2 separate regions of the Homo sapiens genome follow, and region 2 is linked to region 1. Evidence: chromatin contacts called from ENCODE Hi-C or POLR2A ChIA-PET data. All regions are on one chromosome and are shown on one strand. Each heading gives the region's core, a stretch centred on a gene start or an enhancer-like site at or near the end of the contact. The rest is flanking DNA. Distances are from core to core; before and after follow the strand shown.

Region 1 (5,536 bases), core at 941-3,440:
TCTGAGATATTTTGCAGACCCTTTTCTTGATGGATCAGCTGGTACCATCCAGATTGATGAACTGGCTCATCTGATCTTGTGGCCCCCACCCAGGAACTGACTCAGTGCAAGAAGACAGCTTCGACTCCCTGTGATTTCATCTCTGACCAATCAGCATTCCTGGCTCACTGGCTTCCCCCAACCCACCAAGTTGTCTTTAAAAACTCTGCTCCCTTAATGCTGGAAGAGACTGATTTGAGTAATAATAAAATTCTGGTCTCCTGCACAGCTGGCTCTGTGTGAATTACACTTTCTCTATTGCGATTCCCTTGTCTTGATAAATTGGCTCTGTCTAGGCAGTGGTCAAGGTGAACTCCTTGTGTGGTTACAAATTTGGGGGCTCATCTGGGATTGCCCTTGTGGCTACCTGCCTGGGTTTGGTGGCCCCTCTCTAGCAATGGATCCAGAGGCCAGCCCAAGCGGCTGCCTAGTTCTTTTGGACTGGGGGCCGACTCTGGTACTCTACTGGTAGGGTGCTGCTGACCCAATGTGCATGGATTTAATTGTAGTAGAGAAACAGTCCTGGGGAGATGTCCCTCAACTGTAGCCCTGTCACAGGGTGTCTGTAGCCCCGTTGCAGGGTGTCTGGGTTGGCGAGTATCCTAGGCTCTGCCAATGCCTCCTTCCTTCTCCTGACTGGTTCTGTAGTTCCATGGTAGGGTGTCTATAGCCCCATTGCAGGATGGGGTGTCTGTCTCGGTTTGGCTCCTGGCAGGGGGTGGTTGGCTCTCCCTAACTAGTAGGAAGAGCCTTGGTTCAGGAGACCTCCACATTCAGGAAGATTTTGAGGTGATTTCTCAGACAAAGAATAGGATAGTTTGGAAGGGATACTCTTAGAGTTCTTGGTTAGGTATCTGATTCGGAAGGCCTTCTGTCCTTGTCTTTGTGTGTGTTTGTATATGTGGAGGGGATCTCAGAAGGAATTGCTGATGGACGTCCAGCAGGCCTACCTCAAAGAACCCTCCTTATTTGTCTGGTTACGTTCAATGAGCCCTGAAGAAAGCTCAACAGGCCTGTCTTGGGTGACTATCTGCTCTTTGCCTTGCCCAGAGACCCCATTGTGAATCATTCGGAGGTCATCCTTCCCCACCTGGAGTAGATCAAAGACAACAAGGACCAACAGGAAGAATGTTGAGCGTTGCCAGGTTGATACTGGGTGCTGAAAAAGGTGACTAATGTCTGTTTTGTTATGTGTATTTTCCTGGGATGGAAAATGTTAATTCGGTTTGCTCCTCAGGCAGTGCCTCCCATGTCTCTTCTGCAGGACAGAAACTTTTATCTAAATAGATGAAATAATTCTATTATATATTGAGTACCTTTATGTTGAATAATCCTATAATATGAATGATTTTGGAATGCCACCCATCTTAGCCTGGGTCATCTAAAAAACAGAGCTTGGGTCAAGGATTAAGGTGGCTGTGGAGGCTAAAGCAACTCCATCTTGGATGCCAACCTGCCATGTTGACTTCTGATTAACCCCTGTTCAAAGAATGCCTCTAAGACTTCTAATTTATCTACTGCTACCATAAACCCTGCTCCTAGGTCAAAACAATCTTATTTTTTGTTTTGGGGAGCGTAAATCCTCCCCTTAGGCAGATTCACATAATACTTTTGCCTTTCCCTGCAGGGCCAACTTCAGTTGTCCTACACATTCTTTCCCTATGGTATATAAGCCCTTGGTCTGGGGGATAATGGCAGGGCTCCACCATCTCCTCTTGCAGCTACTGAGACAATGGCTTCTGTGCCTAAGTTATTATTAAATGTTTCTTTCAGAGAAACTACATTTGTCAGCCTCTGTCTTTGGCCTCTCAGCTTCCTCAGCCTTTAGGGATAGGTTTACATAGGGCTGCTCCCCGGGAACAGTGCCAATACTTTATCTGGGAGATGCCAGCCCAGGATGGTGAGAGTGAAGAATGAGGGAAGTAAGGCCAGGGCAGATGGAATGCAAAGTGGCTGATGTGCTACTGTGCTGGCCACAGCTTCATGGCTAGCCTGGGTGAGACACAGCAGGTCGCTCAGCAGGCATGTCGCTCTGCATGGGGACTTGTCCAGAGGGATGCAGGGAACTGCACCTTGGAGCAGTCCAAGGAGAGAAAAAGGAGGGAGAACTTACCTTCCCAGTTCCTTCCCATCTCCTGTTTCTCATAGGTCAGGTTTCACCTGGCAGGTGCGGGGAGCTAACTCATCCATACTTTTGTGTTTCATCACCGAACTCCTCAGTAGCCAGTTTCATACCTTTTTTGATGTGGAATGTTATCCAGTTCTAAAAACGGAGGAGTGACCTGGCACTGGTCTTATGCCAATCAAGAGAAATGAAGCAGATTGCTGGGGGAATCTGAACAGGCACCCAGGGTTTGCATCTCCAGTTTTTGGGGCTCCAAAATTTTGGAGTTCCACAAATTACTCTGAGGCCAGTAGAGGTTGGTGTAATGAGTTCATCATGGGTTGACACACAGTTTCTCCATCTATGAAATGAGGGGGCTGGCTAAGGATGAGCTTCCTCCACATCGCCACCGTCCCTGCCCCCCACAGTTCTGTTTCCTGGGGAAGAAGGCCAGCAAAGGCCCAGCACAGTCACCTACTTTTCCCTACCATGTCGCCACAAACCACTCTCTCAACACAGCCCGCCAAGGCCCAAGAGTTCCATCCACATTTCCCAGTACCACATCCTGTGTACCAGAAAAAGCACACAGAAGTGAGTCAGACCTTCTCTCTACTATCTGATTGCTAATGATAATAATAGCCACCCTGTTTCCATCCTGTGGTATTGAGCGCCAGCTCTGTGTCCAACATCTACACATGAACATAAACACAGGCAACTTGTTTAATACTCAACTCAATCCTGAAGATATGCATCATGTTCCCATTTTACACATGGAGAAAGTGAGGCTCAGATACGCCCTGGGATTTGCCCAAAATCACTAAGGAGTACACAGGGCCAGGTTTAGACTCAAACAGCCTATGGTTTGAGTTTCTCTCTTATTTTTTTCTTTTTTTTTGAGACAGGGTCTCGCTCTGTTGCCCAGGCTGGAGTACAGTGGCATGGCCACGGCTCACTGCAACTTTGACCTCTCAGGTTCAAGTGATCCCCCAGCCTTAGCCTCCCCAGTAGCTAGGACTACAGGCATGTGCCACCATGGCCGGCTAATTAAAAAAAAAAAATGTTTGTAGAGAGGGGGGCTCTCACTATGTTGCTTAGGCTGGTCTTCAACTCCTGGGCTCAAACAATCTTTCCAGCTTTAGCCTCCCAAAGTGCTGGGATTACAGGCATGCGCCATGGCGCCCAGCCTATGGTTTGAATTTCTGTGGGGAAACCTATAGAAGAACATGCTGGAGAAGGCCCACTATTCCTTCACCATGTGGCTTTTATCAACATGCCATGGAGGTGGTTTGTGTCCACTGCACCTGCACACACTTCAGGACAAGGTTCCCCGGCTGCTTCCTGCCTGTATGTCTGTATGTTTCTGTGAGTGCTGACCTGCCCCAGTGAGGCTCCTGCCCTTCTTTCACAATGCAACACAGTCCTGAGAGCCATGGGCTGGGCCTGGGCTCCCAGCAGCGGGATTACCATCTGGACAGAGCTGGGGGTATGCAGAGTGGGGCTGCTTGCATCAACAGGCTGTGGGGGCGTCTCGTCCTCTGCCCACATTTGCAGCCCTCTTCCCTGGTGAGACACCCCTTCCAGCAGCTGGCCCAGAGCATCTGGCCACTCCTGAGAAATGGAAACTATACCTTCCTGGACTGGGGCCAGCGTGGTTTGAGAAGCGCCCCTTTCAAATTCCCTTTGTCAGGAAGTTGATGCCTGGGCCATCACTCATTCATGTCAAGGGAATGATTATTCTTGATACATGGAAATATTTCTTAAGCCAAAAAGCTGTTGTTCTAGATTTACTAAAACTAGGTCAATAATTTGGCTTCAATCCCCAGGACAAATATCAGTATGGAGAAAACTTTTACAGTTGTGGGTATTCTCTAGACCAACGAATGCAACCAATTATACATTGCACAGATGGGCAGTGAATTGAGTGTTTCAAAATGTTATCTTTCACCTGTTTAGAAACAAAAGGTCAATTTTTGGAAAGTATTTCTCAAAAAGAGAAAAGCGGCACCATGCAGATATAAAAATGGAAGCAATGGTGCAGATGGTGGATGATAAATTTCTGTAACAAAGGCTGTATTTTTTTGTTTGACAAGTTTTTGCCAAGTTGCGTGCATGCTTCCCCAAAGTAGGGGAGATTTCTGAGGAGGGAGGTGAGTCACCTGGCCTTTACTTCCCTCAAGGCACCCAGGTTTCTCTAATGTGGGGACTAAAAGACTAAAGTTCCTAAGGAATGATCCTGCTGGGCCACTCTTTTTTTTTTTTTTTTTGAGATGGAGTCTCACTCTGTCACCCAGGCTGGAGTGCCGTGGTGCAATCTCGGCTCACTGCAACCTCCGCCTCCCGGGTTCAAGCAATTCTCCTGCCTTAGCCTCCTGAGTAGCTGGAATTATAGGTGCATGCCATCACGCCTGGCTAATTTTTGTATTTTTAGTAGAGACAGGGTTTCACCATGTTAATCAGGCTGGTCTCGATCTCCTGACCTCAGCTGATTCACCCGCCTCGGCCTCCCAAAGTGCTGGGATTACAAGCATGTGCCACCATGCCCAGCCAACCTGCCCACCCATTCTTATCTCACTTGGATAACACATATAGTAAGGCCCCCTTCAGTGCAGCCCACAGACAGAGCCCTGCACTTGGAAGGGCCCAACCAAGCTTGGTTGAATGCACTAGGACCAAGCAGTACTTTGAAATTCTTCGTAATTTAACTTTGAATTTGTCTTTTTTTTTTTTTTTTTTTTGAGACAGAGTCTTGCTCTGTCACCCAGGCTGGAGTGCAGTGGCGCAATCTTGGCTCACTGCAACCTCTGCCTCCTGGGTTCAAATGATTATCCTGCCTCAGCCTCTGAGTAGCTGGAGCTGGGATTACAGGCACGTGCCACCATGCCCGGCTAATTTTTGTATTTTCAGTAGAAACGGGGTTTCACCATCTTGGCCAGGCTGGTCTTGAACTCCTGACCTCAGGTGATCCACCTGTCTCGGCCTCCCAGAGTGCTGGGATTACAAGTGTAAGCCATCATGCCCAGCCAAATTTGTCTTTTGTAAGTGAAGTCCAATGGGGTCATGTAGCACGTGCTGAGGGCTTGGAATCTTGGCCTGAAGCATGGTCATGCCTCCTGCCACCTCCATGCTTCCCTGGAATGAGTTCTTGGCTATCCACTCCCTCAACCTCTGGTGCCCCAGTGCCACCCAGCCCCCTTGTCACCCCTGCCCTGCAACACTGCCACCCTTTGCTCCCTTGAGGGCCTGGGTGGGGGTGGGTGCGCCAGGGCCAAGTACATGCACCCCACAGTGTCAGAGCGGACAGGTGGTGGCCGTCCTGTCCCAGGCTGGCAGCAATATGCCATGTTCAGTGGGTGGCTTAGGGAGGGTGAGCCTCTCTCCACTCCTATCCCAGTC
Region 2 (5,536 bases), core at 990-3,489, 48 kb after region 1:
TGGGCCTGGTGTGGGGTGGGGGAGGTGGGGGTGAGGCGGGTGTCTGGCACCTCTCTGCTTATCTTCCCTTCTCCCTTGCCCATAAAGGAGGCATCTTCTCCATGTCCCTCTGCCACCCTGGGGACATAAAATACTGCCCCAGGTCTGTCTTCCCTTGGACATAGCCCACCTACCTTCCTGTGGGACTCAGGGCTTTGTTTTGTCCTGTGGCCCACATGAGAAGCAGTTATCCCTGCTCTGCTCAGCTGAGAGAGGACAAACTGAGGCAGAGCAGGGGAACAACTCTGTCATAGTCTGGCTGTTAATGGCAGAGTCAAGACCACTGAGTGTCTAGTGGACCACCAGGTCCACTGGACACCAAACGTGGAGGCTGTATTAGCCCGTTTTGTGTTGCTCTAGAGGAATACCTGAGACTGGGTTATTTATTTATTTATTTATTTATTTATTTATTTATTTATTTTTGAGATGAAGTCTAGCTCTGTCACCCAGGCTGGAGTGCAGTGGTACGATCTCAGGCTGCTGCAACCTCTGCCTCCTGGGTTCAGGCTATTCTCCTGCCTCAGCCTGCTGAGTAGCTGGGATTACAGGCATGGACCACCATGCCTGGCTAATTTTTTGTATTTTTAGTAGAGGCAGGGTTTTGAGATAGAGTTTCGCTCTTGTAGCCCAGGCTACAGTGCAGTGGTGCAATATCGGCTCACTGCAACCTCCGCCTCCAGGGTTCAAGCAATTCTCATGCCTCAGCCACCCAAGTAGCTGGGATTATAGGCGTGCACCACCATGCCTGGCTAATTTTGTATTTTTAGTAGAGACAGGGTTTTACCAGGTTGGCCAGCCTAGTCTTGAACTCCTGATCTCAAGTAATTTACTCGCCTTGGCCTCTCAAAGTGCTGGGATTACAGGCGTGAGCACCGCTCCTGGCCCTGAGACTGGGTAATTTATAAAAGAAGTTTATTTGCCTCATAGTTCTGCAGGCTGTACAAGCATCTGCTAGGCTTCTGGTGAAGCGTCAGGAAGCTTTTACTCCTGGCGGGAGGCAAAGAGGGAGCAGACGTGTCGCATGGTGAGAGAGGGAGCAAGAGAGAGGAGGCATCAGGCTCTCCTGTGAACTAATAGAAAACTCACTCATTGAATCACTTGAACCCAGGAGGTGGAGGTTGCAGTGAGCCAAGATCGCGCTACTGCACTCCAGCCTGGGCTGTGAGTGAGACTCTGTCTCAAAAAAAAAGGAAGGAAAGAAAGAGAAAAAAAAATTAGAAATTAGAAAACTCACTCATTACCATGGGGAGGGCACTAAGCCATTCATGAGGGATCCCCCACCATGACCCAAACACCTCACACTATAGGCCCCACCTCCAGCACTGGGGATCACATTTCAACACGAGATGTGGATGGGACAAGTATCCACACTATGTCAGAGGCCTCCCTGTCATCAGAGTCTTCTGTCCTCGGTTCAGGTGCATGCTGGCTTCCATGCCTGGCTTCCTAGGAAGTCATCTTGGCCCCATGGGGTTGGGCCGGGCCACTAGGCTGAGGGTTGGAGCCCTATCTCTCCTAGTCCCAGCCTGGGTCTCCATCACTGACTAGCCCGCTCTGCTTGCTGCATTCTCTCCACACCTGTTCCCTGTAGCCCAGGGGTCAGTCTGGGTGCAGGCCTGGGTAGAGGTCCAGGAGCAGATTCTGCCCCCCAGCTCATACCTCCTGTGCACCATGGCAGCCAAAATGCACCAGCATGACCAGGAGTGCTGGCTTGTCCCTGTAATCCCAGTGTTTTTGGGAGGCTGAGGTGGAAAGATCACTTGAGACCAGCCTAGGCAACATAGCCAGACCCTGTCTCTACAAAAAATAAAATTAGGCATGGTGGCGTGTGCCTGTAGTCCCAGTATAGCAGGACAAGCCGCAGACAAAACTTCGTAGACACCGAGTTGTAGAAGAAGGGCTTTATTCAGCTGGGAGCATCGGCAAGCTACTGCCTTAAAATCCGAGCTGAGTGCACAATTTTTGTCCCTTTTAAGGCCTCACAACACTAAAGATTTCACATGAAAGGGTCGTGATTGATTTGAGCAAGCAAGGGGTACGTGACAGGGGCTGTATGCACCGGTGGTCAGAGTGAAACAGAACAGAGCAGGGAGTTTCACAATGTTCTTCCATACAATGCCTGAAATCTATGGGTAACATCGGGTTCTAAGTCATGAGTTGATTTTTAACTACTAGGTTTAGGCCAGGCAGGCCCAGGCCTGGCTTTGGGCCTGGCGCTGGGCTGCCTGTCTTTGATTTCACTTCCTTGTTTTTTTCTTAAAACAGGTACTGAGTATAAAACAATATGAGAGAGCCTCTCTCTTCCCTCACCAGCTACTCAGGAGGCTGAGGTGGGAAGATTGCATGAACCCAGGAGGTCAGGGCTGCAGTGAGCTATGATTGTGCCACCACATTCCAGCCTGGGCAACAGAGCAAGACCCTGTCTCTAAAACAAGAAACAAAGTGCACCAGTGTGTGGATTCCAGCTTCTCCTGGTGTGTGGACATGACCTCACTCGGCCCCATCAGTGAGTGGGAGGCTGCCTGCTGTCTTCCAGAACGTTCTCATCACTACACCTGTGTTCCTCCTGCATTCTCTGGCAGGCTTTGTGAGGGGACCTGTCACCTACCTCTCTGGCTGCCCTAAGGCCCAGCTCAAACCTTCCCTGCCCCTGAGAACCTTTTCCTGAAGAGTCTTTTCCCCACTGGCAGGCCTTCTTATTTCAGAGCTTTTGGTAGGGTGAGTAAAAGGATCGACTCTCTGCTACCAGCCTGGGAGGAATTGTCCCTAGGGTTGGGTCTCTGGATGGCATATGAGGGTCTAGACCAGGACCCAGATGACTGTAACCTGAAGGGCAGGACCTCAGCTGCCCCAGCTTGACACAGCCCCTTGTCCAGCCTGACCTTCTGGGACAGGCCCGACCCCTGCATCCTTTGGTCTTGGTCCCTACTGGGAACTCTGGTTACCCTGGCTTACCTACTTTGACTCCAAAGGCAATGCTGACATCCCCCGTGAGACACAGTGACAGACTGAGACTAACGTAGGGTTACCTGGCTCAGAGTCACCATGGCCAGGCAGAGGTCAGGTCCTGGCCTGGTTCAAGATCTTCCCCAATGCCCTTCTAGCTCTGGTGCCCTGCAGGGTCTACCTTGGAGCACCTGGAGCCCGAGAAGCTGCCCCTCACCTTTGAGATCCCAGGGACCCCCTCCCTGATCATGATGAAGGCGGAACCAAACCCGCTGAGGTGCCTGAAGGAGGAAGGGTCAGCCTCTGCCTCCCACGGCCTCTCTGATGGGGAGGATGTTATCGCAGCAGCGTGAGCTGGGAGCGGAATCGGGAGGATAGGGGTTTTCTCTATGGGTAGCTCTGGGCTCCAGGGTGGAGCCCTTTTAACCTGGCCCCTCCCCTGTGACTCTCCTTGGCCCCAAGCAAAGAAAGCAGCTTGCCCGAGGTCACCTGACAGGTAGGAACAGAGTGGGACCTGGGTTCTTTCTCACCCAGCTGCAGCTCCCCCGGCTTGCCCCACAGCCCCTTCCACCAGGTGACACAGAACCTGGCAGGCTGTGCCCCATAGAAGAGTTCACTTTCCTTCTGGTGAGGGATGGGAACCACCTTGGGGCGGGAGGGATGAGGGGTCTGGGGGCTCTCCCAGCCCTGCCTCACATTTGAAGGATGGCATCTGGGTGGCAGCATGGTTTAGGCTACACAGGGCGGCCCCGAGGTTTATAGCCTGGCCTCGGGCGGATGCTGCCATGCCACCTTCTCTTTTGCACATCCTGACCTGGCACCCTACCTAGTTAAAGGTCCTCAGGTCTCCTGGGCATTGCCCCCACTCCCTGCCCAGACACAGCTGTCCTTGTCCTGGACTAATCTTCAGAGATTCTTGTCCAGCCCACAGCTTTGCTGGACATCGCAGGCTGGGCCAGGTCCCCTGCCCAGCACTAACATCTCTTTGTGAGTCTCAACCAGACTGAGCTGTAGCGTCAGGGTCAGGGTAGGCTCTGACTTAATTGATGGTGTCAATAAACCCCCAGGACAGGGGGGTTTATTGATGGTGTCACATCTGCTTACATTCTTGGCCTCTATGGTCTCTTTGGGGCATGATACCCCTCTGTCCCATGCTTAGGTGCCCACATGTGGCCACAAGTGCCTTTCCTACCACTATCCCTACTTGAGGCCGGTGTCCAGGAACCTGTGGCTCCAGGCAGAAGGCTGAGCGCAGAGCCAGGCCTGGGCAGACATTCCGCAGGGGCTGCAGGAGCTGACAGCCCTGACCACCCAGCCCGTGGCCATCCATTCCCCTTCACCGTGGCTGGCCCCTCATCCACCATCCTTCCAGGGGCCAGGCCTGGGCCCAAACTGACTTTTGCCTGCCCCAGTCCCCCTCGTGTTCTTGGCTGAGTGTGATGGTCTTGCCCGTTTCCTTGATTATCCTCAATCAGAGGTTTATAGAGCCACTTGGGGACATCACATCTATCTACCAGGTCCTCACCAGAGACATGACTGCCTTGGGCCGGGCCTGGGATAGTCAGGGGTCAGACTCACCTGTTGGGACCTGGCTTCAGCGGCTTCAATGTGGGCAATGGCCTGATGGGCGGCTGCCCCTTCTCCTCTGCTTGGGGGAGGTAGGAGAGGAAGGTCAGGCAGGAGATCTGCTTCCGGCCCACCTGACGCTGGTTGGAAGCAGGGCGCCCACCTGTGCCTGTCTCACCTCGCTGCAGGTGCATCGGAGGCTGAACCGCTCTCCTGATCTCCTGCAGGTGCAGATTCCACATTTCCAGTGGGTGTCGGGGTGGGCTCCAGAGCTCTCCTGGCCCTAGGGAACCCTGGGCTCCATGAGGCCTTGGCCTAGCCAGATTGTTTCCCACACTGTCACCTCCCCATACCGTCACCTCCTCAAACATGGGGCTGCATGCTCTGTGCCCTGGGTGGGACATTGGAAGGAGTTCCACCTTCCAGGTTTGGATCACAGTAAAGCCTCTGCCATGGGGATGTGCTGGCTGAGACAGATGGGGTTGAACCAGCCCTGTCACTTTGGCCTTGGGCAAGTCACCTGTGCCTTGCTTCCCTTTCCCCAGCAGCCAGACGGGGATAATAGCACCCATTTCACCCGTACTCAGGTGCTCACTTGTTAGCGGGAACTGAGTCCCAGAGGAGGTGCAGGCAGAGCCATCGAGAAAGCACTGCAGCTGGACCTGGGTCTGAGTCGCAGTTCCTGGCTGTGAGATGCGTCTCTCCCTCTGTTTATTCATCTGAAGGACAGGGCTGTGCTGTTCTGGGGTCACTGTGACAATTCAGCTGGCCTGTGTGAGTTGGTGGTGGCTTCCTGAGATGGTTTGAGGTGGGCTGGAGGTGTGTCTTGAATGCCCCCTCGCCTCCATGGGGAAGACCCACTTAGGGAAGACTCGTGGCTGTATGGAGGAACCCACGTTCCCTGCCCCCCAGCTGTCCTCTGTCCTTTCCCAGCCCCCTCTGCTGTCCTGCAGTTTCTGGCAGTGGCCATCCAGCTTGTTGGTCA

What was found. Hi-C counts contacts between places; a loop is a spot of excess contacts on that map. ChIA-PET counts read pairs that join two places held with the same protein, here RNA polymerase II (POLR2A). Pooled maps may share reads with other maps.
Region 2: a loop to region 1 is called in a map with no recorded cell type, with 5 times the contacts of the local background. The contact joins two enhancer-like sites. A Hi-C loop is called at or near these places in 8 of 168 maps with a recorded cell type or tissue (CD14-positive monocyte, Caco-2, PC-3 and 5 more), 5 of 37 single-sample maps with no recorded cell type and 22 of 50 pooled maps. POLR2A ChIA-PET finds 5 or more read pairs at or near these places in 23 of 52 experiments (A549, AG04449, AG04450 and 17 more).

Annotation. Positions count from the first base shown.
Region 1 is chr15:75,168,926-75,174,461 of GRCh38, forward strand. No RefSeq gene overlaps it. Among named protein-coding and RNA genes, the nearest start is that of C15orf39, 30 kb to the right of the region's middle. Within about 2 kb of position 2,191, at least 3 of the 41 ENCODE cell types and tissues checked have a DNase peak (open chromatin) inside an H3K27ac peak, as active enhancers do.
Region 2 is chr15:75,217,337-75,222,872 of GRCh38, forward strand. No RefSeq gene overlaps it. Among named protein-coding and RNA genes, the nearest start is that of C15orf39, 18 kb to the left of the region's middle. RefSeq lists enhancers at 1,308-1,357, 2,168-2,357, 2,438-2,497. Within about 2 kb of position 2,240, at least 2 of the 41 ENCODE cell types and tissues checked have a DNase peak (open chromatin) inside an H3K27ac peak, as active enhancers do.